3 separate regions of the Mus musculus genome follow, and regions 1 and 3 are each linked to region 2. A link is a loop called in an ENCODE intact Hi-C map of the cell type or tissue named here. Cell type or tissue: heart. All regions are shown on one strand.

Evidence for each region. A loop is a pair of places that touch in the nucleus more often than their neighbours do. Peaks named below come from ENCODE experiments on the same cell type or tissue, not always from the same donor. Only the 100,000 strongest peaks of a DNase experiment are listed, where the experiment ranks them.
Region 1: a loop joins it to region 2, with 2.2 times the contacts of the local background. A loop is called at or near these places in 2 of 42 quality-filtered maps.
Region 3: a loop joins it to region 2, with 2.5 times the contacts of the local background. A loop is called at or near these places in 14 of 42 quality-filtered maps.

What each region holds. Positions count from the first base shown.
Region 1 is chr2:27,816,058-27,818,557 of GRCm38, reverse strand. No RefSeq gene overlaps it. Among named protein-coding and RNA genes, the nearest start is that of Gm39777, 21 kb to the left of the region's middle. In heart, no CTCF peak of the experiment used is centred here; no DNase peak of the experiment used is centred here; H3K27ac peaks cover 587 bases.
Region 2 is chr2:27,885,849-27,888,348 of GRCm38, reverse strand. It overlaps Col5a1 (collagen, type V, alpha 1), which reads right to left and starts at 1,924. Exons shown (of 66, transcript NM_015734.2): 1 at 1,425-1,924. The coding sequence starts at 1,533. In heart, CTCF peaks have their summits at 1,019 (motif pointing right) and 2,404; DNase peaks (open chromatin) are centred at 288, 968 and 2,028; H3K4me3 peaks cover 2,500 bases; H3K27ac peaks cover 2,345 bases.
Region 3 is chr2:27,551,250-27,553,749 of GRCm38, reverse strand. No RefSeq gene overlaps it. Among named protein-coding and RNA genes, the nearest start is that of Gm13421, 12 kb to the right of the region's middle. In heart, a CTCF peak has its summit at 944; a DNase peak (open chromatin) is centred at 959.

The DNA.
Region 1 (2,500 bases), 70 kb after region 2:
GGAGCAGGAGGAAAACAGACCAGACCCCACCCCTCACCACCCCTGCACCCCACCACCACTGGATCCACTATTGATGCTATATTTTAGTTGTGAACAGTTATCACACCAGGCTAAGAGGAGGCACCACCTACTGCCACCTTTGCCTGAGCAGGCCACTTAGAGTTTGGGGCCTGCACGAAGACCAGTGCTGAGGTACAGGGCAATGGAACAGGGCTGAGCTGCAGCAATCCCCAGCATCTCAGCACAACTGTGGCAAGGTGACTCCAGGTTTCAATCCACTGTGGGCCCCAGACTCAATGTCAGGACTACTCTGGCTTCTCTCTGGGGTCATATGAGGAAGACACACCTGTCTGACATTTTAGGGTCTTCCCAACAGCCCATGAAAACCTTTTCTGTCAGCTGCTGGCTTGGTGGCTCTATGACAGACATCCATACCCAGGCCTGACTCCTCAGCCCACACCACCTAGCTGCCCTCCTTGGAAGCAGGCTGGACTTGAACCCGGGACAGTCTTGGAGCTGACAAGCAGGGGATGGAGGAACAAGGAAAAGACGTTAGGACACCATCTGCCCTTGACACTTGGTGATCCTCGGGAAAGCCACAGCTCTGGGGAAAGAGAGAGAGCGAGCAGCAGCTACAGAAAGCAACACAGAGTTCAGTCAGCAAACACAAAACACGTCCTGTCCCACCAGAAACCATGTTCAAGCAACTGGGGACTTTCAAATGAAGGCTGTGTGTCTCCGGTGTGAAGATATGGGAGGGGGCTGAGGGTGCAATTATAAAGGGAATGGAACTGTCTTAGGGGAGGAGGGAGAAACAGAATGGGGAAAGAAAAAAGGAAGAGGATTGGGGAGGAAGGAGGAGCACACAGAATGCCAAAGGGAGGACTAGTGAGGGGGGGGGGCACACAGACATCATGAGCCTCCAGGCAGAGGTTCAGTATGACTGGGCAGCTAAAGTTGTCAAGAGTGCAGTCCTATGCACTCTGTATAGACAGGTAGGAAGGCCTACAGTCCTATGCACTCTGTATAGACAGGTAGGAAGGCCTACAGTCCTATGCACTCTGTATAGACAGGTAGGAAGGCCTGTAGGAAGGAGCTGGCATCATCAGATTAGTTCCAGAGATGTATTGAATATGCTTGGCCTAGGGAGCGGCACTATTAGGAGGTGTGAACTTGTTGGCGTAGGTGAGGCCTTGTGGGAGGAAGTGTGTCATCGTGGACGTGGGCTTTAAGATCCTCATCCTAGCTCCCTGGAAGTCAGTCTTCTCCTGTTTGCCTTCAGAACAAGATGTAGAACTCTTAGCTCTTCCTACACCATGCCTGCCTAGACACTGCCATGCTAATTGATGATAATAGACTGAACCTCTGAACCTGTAAACCAGCCCCAATGAAATGTTGTCCTTATAAGAGTTGCCTTGGTCATGGTTTCTATTCACAGCAGTAAAACCCTAACTAAGACAGTCCCTCCGGGTTCGAATCTGAAGGGGAGGAGGCCACCTCCAGATGCTGAGCACGGCTATGTGTGAAATGTCCATTGCAAGGAGCTAAGCTTCCTCTGCCCAGATGCCACCTTCCTGAGCAGCTAGCCACTGCGTGAAGGGAGTCCTAAGAAACTCTTGTGTCCTCTGTTGAATCTTGGCCACTGCCACATGAGAGAGCCAGGCACTAGGATTTGGATTTGGGTTGGGGATGTCTGGTATTTGAAAGCTTTCTTCATAAAAAGATGGACTCAGAGCTGGTGGTTCAGGACTGCCACCTCAGCTACTTAGGTAGCTGAGACAGAAGAATCGCAAGTTCGAGTGCATCCTGGGCTACAGAGTCAGGTTGGCCTGGACAAGATTTATCTCATTATTTTTAAGAAATGGAAAAGACAGGGCTGGAGGATCACAGTTCAGTGGTAAAGTGTATCTTTAACATGGGCAAGAACTCAGGTTCAGTCCTAGTACCTCAAATAAATACAAATTAAAAATAAATAAGTAAAAATAAGAAGGAATGAAGAGACAGCTTAGGAAGGGAGGAAAACGAGAAAGGAGACACAGTGTGGAGGGAGAAAATAGACTCCGGACCTGGCTGCCTGAGCCCCAGGGATCTGCAGCTTCAGTGGGGCCTGGCCAAGTGTTCAGCTCCCAGAAGCCCAGACCCAGAACTTGGGAGCCCTCCACAGGCAGGGCCAGCAGAAGAAAAATGTTAATAAAAGAGAGTTTTGAGAAAAAAAAAAGAAAACATTTGGGGTAATACCAAGCTATATTAACCATGTTGCCACTTGTTTTATGGTTTAGCTCCATTTTTATTTGGAATTACATAAGTGTGGGAGGCTCTTGTTCTGGTCTCCCAGCAATATCTGTCAGGCCTGTGGGCCAAAGGCACTGAGCAAGGCAGATTCAATGCGTCCTGAACACATTCTATGCACACACACAGTGCCGTGCCCTGTCATCCAAATGAAAAGACAGGTGCAACCTGAGCCCTGACTCTGGGCAGAGACCGCACCCTCCACAAACCC
Region 2 (2,500 bases):
ACTGAAGGCTTCCCTCCTGGGGTTCTGGGGCGCACAGGGGAACATTGTGGGGGTATAGGGAAAAGAGAGGCTGACCTCTCTTGTCTCTCCTCCACACTTTCCTGAGGGCCTTCAGCATTCCCTACTGCTAGCTTAACCCTGGGAACTCCGGGGCAGTTGGTCCAAGTTCCACAAGAGTGAGCATCGTCAGCCCATGCTCTCCCTCGGTCCCCGCAGGCCCTGGCCCCTCCCATTTCCACTCTTGCTCATCCTGTGGCCACTGGACACTAATGGTGCCAGAAAGCAGGAGAAGAATATTGTAATTGGCCATGGGGGGTGGAAATGGATTCTCCTGCTAGTCCTAGTAACACCAGCTAAGCTAAGGAGAGCCCTGTCACTGCGCAAGGGCTGACCACTCCACCCGCTGTTCGGCTGCCTGAACTCTTTCTAACTGCCTTCGCCTCCCTGTATCAGCACATGCCTGGTGCCTTCCCACCCTGGGCTATGGTGTTTAAGGGCTCTGGGGAGGTTTATCCCACAACTAACTAACAAGAGTGATGCTGAAAATAATATGCCTGCCCAGACCTGAGCCTGAAAGCGCTGAAATACAGACAGGGACAATCCCAGTACCTCCCTGATTCTGCCCATTGGATCAGGGCTCCTTCAGAGAACCCAACCTGGCAGGAGTCTCACATCTGCAGATCATCTGAGAAGCTCCCAGCCCAGACTCCAAGGCCCTCTCCAGGCTTCCCGTTCATCCCATCTTTGGGCAGAAAGCCCAAGAAAACTACCTCTAAGGGGTTTGGAGGTTTGACGGCTAGGAGTAGGGCTGGCCTACCTCACAGGGCTCCCCAGTGCCCCTGAAGACTTGTCAGGGACTACAGGGAACTCTGTCCCCTGGGAATTGCAGAAACTTAGCTCAGACAAGCAAGAGGGTGTGTACAGAGGGAAGTCCATAGCTGGGGTTTCAAACTTCTGGGATCCCCCTCCACCCCTAGGCGTCCCTGAGGAACTGAATGGCCTTGACTCTAGGGGGCGGCCCTTTCCAGCTTTCAGAAGGAAAGTTTCTGCTTAAGGGCTGCGTGGGATGCAGCGGGTCGCCTGTGATGTGGGACAGAAAATGCGAGGTTTGGGGACAAAAGTGTGAGCACCTCTGCTGGGATCTAACACGAGGCAGATTCTTCCTTGACTCGACCAACAGCCCCACCCAGCAGGCCCGTTTGAGGAGGGGGCGGTACGCCGCGGGGATGGAGTTGGCCCGGCTCCCTCTCCTGGGCCCCCAACGAATGGTATTCGTTGTCTTGCCCGGTGCATTCCACAGGCCAAGGAGGAAAGTTCTGCAGGCTCGGAGGAGGCCGGCGGCGAAGGAGCCCGAGATGACAGCGGCGCGGAGGTTCTGCGCACCTCTTACAGTCCCCGAGGTCCGGTCCCCAGAGCACTCTTACCTGCGCGGCTCGAAGGCGGCGCCCACAGCAGCAGCAGGAACAGGAGTAGCGGCGAAGACAGCAGCAGGGCGCCTGGGCGCGCAGCTTTCCAGCGGGTGTGTACGTCCATGCCGGCGGGGTGCGCGGGCCGGGGAGCGGGAGACGCACACGATGCACGGGGACCAGAGACACGTCCCGGGTGGCGGACGCTAGGGGAGCACGACAACTTCAGGGAGTCATAGGAAGCTCGGCACCCGCCCGATCTCCCCCGCGGCGGTGGCTGTTCTGGAAGAGGCAGCGGGCGCGCTCGCCCACGGCGCAGGGATCGACTGTGGCCCGGGACGGCCGGGACCCCCTCGCTGGCTGCTCGCGCACTCCCTGTCCTCCTCCTTCTAGTCTCGTGGCCTCCTCACCGCTGCTGCCCCGCGACCCGCTCCCCGTGGGCGCTCCGCTGGAGTGAGGTCCTGCGCCAGCCGCGGGGACCAGGAGTGCGGACCTCGCCTTCGGCGCTGAGCACTTTTCCCCCCTTTCCCTCCCTCCCTCGCTGCTGGCAGACAACGCGGAGGCTGTGGATTCCCCCACCCCCCACCGCCCCCAACGCCCGCAGCAAATCAGAGCCCGGCGCCCCGCTCAGCAAGGCCGGTCCCCGCCTCCCACTGGGCGCCGAGGGCGAGGGGGTGGGGATAGCGGGCGAGTCGCGGCGAGGAAGGGGCTGGCCCGGGGCGGGAGCGGACGTGGGACGGGGCCGGCGCCCCCGTTCTTTCTCCCCGCTCTGGGCGGCGGCCTCCAAAACCTGATGGCCCACCCTGATCCTAGATTCTTCCCGCCTCAGGTACCCCGACCTGGCCAGACTCCAAGAACCAACGTTGAGGGACCCCCGAAGTTTGATCGCTGGAATTCAAAAGAGAGATTGCAGTACCACACAGAACTTTCTCTTTAAGGAGGAGTTCCGAGAGCTCCTCTTCTGGGCGGAGACTCAACTTGCAATTCAGCCAGAAGGGGCTCCCTAGACTATGACTGACAGGCCAATACAGCGCTGGGGACCTGCCTTCTACCTCTCCACAGACCAGACTGTCAAGGATGCCCAGAGGGGCCTT
Region 3 (2,500 bases), 330 kb after region 2:
AAACTATGTCCTCAGAGAATCTGGTGAGTGAATTGGGCTTCATGGCTCACATTTCCTGGGTAGTATGAAAAAAATCCCCAGGGCATTTCCTAGTTGCTATATAACAAAGACCTGACAAGACCAACTTCAAGAAGGGATGGTGCTGGTGGGGCTCACAGTCATCAGAGCTAGGAGGGAAGGTCACATGGCATCCGTGCCGAGGATGCAGACAGAGCTCAGCCCACTTTCTCCTTATTTAGGCTAGCACCCCAGCCCGTGAGACGGTACTGACCAGTTTCAAGGTGGCTCCTCCTACCTGGACAAACACAATCTAGAAAACTCCTCGAGGACATGCCTAGACATTTGTCTCATAAGTGACACTGGATCCTATCAACTTGACAGTCAACATTAATCATCGCATGTGGAATTGCATGTATGCACAATACATATGCAATGGGAGGTGACTGGTCCACCACAGCACTTACTAGAGACCCAAAACATAACTATGTACCAAGCCACAAGCCCAGGGCATTCCCTAGCACCCCAGAGTCCTCTGGAGCTGTAGACCCCAGTTCAGTTTGTGCATGTCAGTCAAGGTACTAGAACAGGATCAAAACACTCCAAAACTGGCCGGCGACACCTCCCCACCATCCTGTGTGTGTGCATTCCAAGTTTTAGTTTCTCCATCTGGAATCAGGACAGGCATAGCTGGGTCTCCCAAGCTTGCTCCAAAGCCAAGTCTGAGGCCCACATTATGTATTTCTCTGATCAATTCCTTTGGAAAAAACAAACAAACAAACAAACTGAAGCCCAGTCTGGATGGGCAAATTGTCCAAGCCAAAGAGAAGTGGGAATGCAGCCCTGCCCAAGGCTTGGAGGTGGGGGAGCAAAAGTTCCTTTCCTCGGGACCCAAGACCAGTTTGGCTTTTCCAGAGCCTCCGCACCCTGAGTGGTGCAAGTCTGCCTCCACGTGGAGACTGATGGAATTTCCTCCAGATGAGCAGAAATTACATCTGAGACCTAGGAAAGTCAGCTCCCAAAAGCATGGGGGTAAGTGCTAGAAGAGGCTGAAACAGCTTTCTCGCCTGAATGATGCCTACCCCATCTAAACCTTGCATCCAACGCATCATTAGACATGAGGCATAACTGCAGAGAAATCAGACTGGATAGGTTGGATTTGTTGGTTAGCAATGCTAAGCAGATTCTAGACTCTGTTTTCTAGAGTTGCTAGAGAAGCTCAGCTTAGCTGGTTGGCTAAGCATGGGCCATAAGGTGACCGCCACAAAGTCAAAGCCTAGAACTGTTTGGGGGTCATAGAGGAAAGTGTCACTCCTCAGAGAGACTGGAATGTTCCACTAGATTATTCCAGCATGTCTGTTCATCTCTGTGGGGTGGTCCAGAGAAGACTGCTCTCAGCATGACTGTGAAAAGTTATTTTTCTAGGGGATTCCCAGCATCATGAGGAACACTGGTCTCTCCCTAGATGGCAAGAATTACAATATGGGCCAGAGAGATGGCTCAGCGGTTATGAGCACTGACTGCTCTTCTGAAGGTCTTGAGTTCAAACCCCAGCAACCACATGGTGGCTCACAACCATCCCTAATGAGATCTGACGCCCTTTTCTGGTGTGTCTGAAGACAGCTACAGTGTACTTACATAATAAATAAATCTTTTTTAAAAAATTACAATGTGAACCACAGCCATACTGGGCCCCATAGCTGCAATGAGGGTAACTGGATGGTCACACGGTCAATAACATAACATGGGACTGAGCGGCAGAAGAATCTCCGAGTTCCAGATGAGCCGGGTCCAGGATAGCTAGATACAAAGAAACCCTGTCTCAGAAAACAAAAACAAACAAACATGGGTTTGGAGACCATAAGGACAGCAGAATCAAAGAGTAAAATAAGCTGACTCTGGGAAATTTAGGGTGCTGAGTAGCTGACAGAGGTGTCCTCAGAGGGGACACAGACTGGTACTCTACATTGTTACTGATTTTATGAGTGAAGCTTTGAACTTAAGTGAGCAGAGTCTAACTTGAACTGGCAAAGCAGTCTTGTAGCTTCTCAACTGATTGACCCAATCTATAAACCCACAGGTCTTGCTTACACTGATGTCTTAAATCACTTTCACACTTTTTCCTTTTTTGAAACAGGGTTTCTCTGTGTAGCCCTGGTTGTCCTGGGACTTACTCTGTAAATCAGGCTGGTCTTGAACTCAGAGATCTGCTTGCCTCTGTCTCCCAAGGGCTAGGATCAAAGGTATGCGCCACCACCACTCACACCTTTTAAAATGCTATTTACTGGCTGGAGAGAATGCTCAGAGGCTAAGAGCACTGGTTGCTCTTCCAGAGGTCCTGAGTTCAAATCCCAGCAACCACATGGTGGCTCACAACCATCTGTATGGAATCCGATTCCCTCTTCTGGTGTGCATGAAAACAAAATACTCATATACATAAAACAAATTTTAAAATATTTAATATATATACATATATATGTATATATGTATGTGTGTGTATATA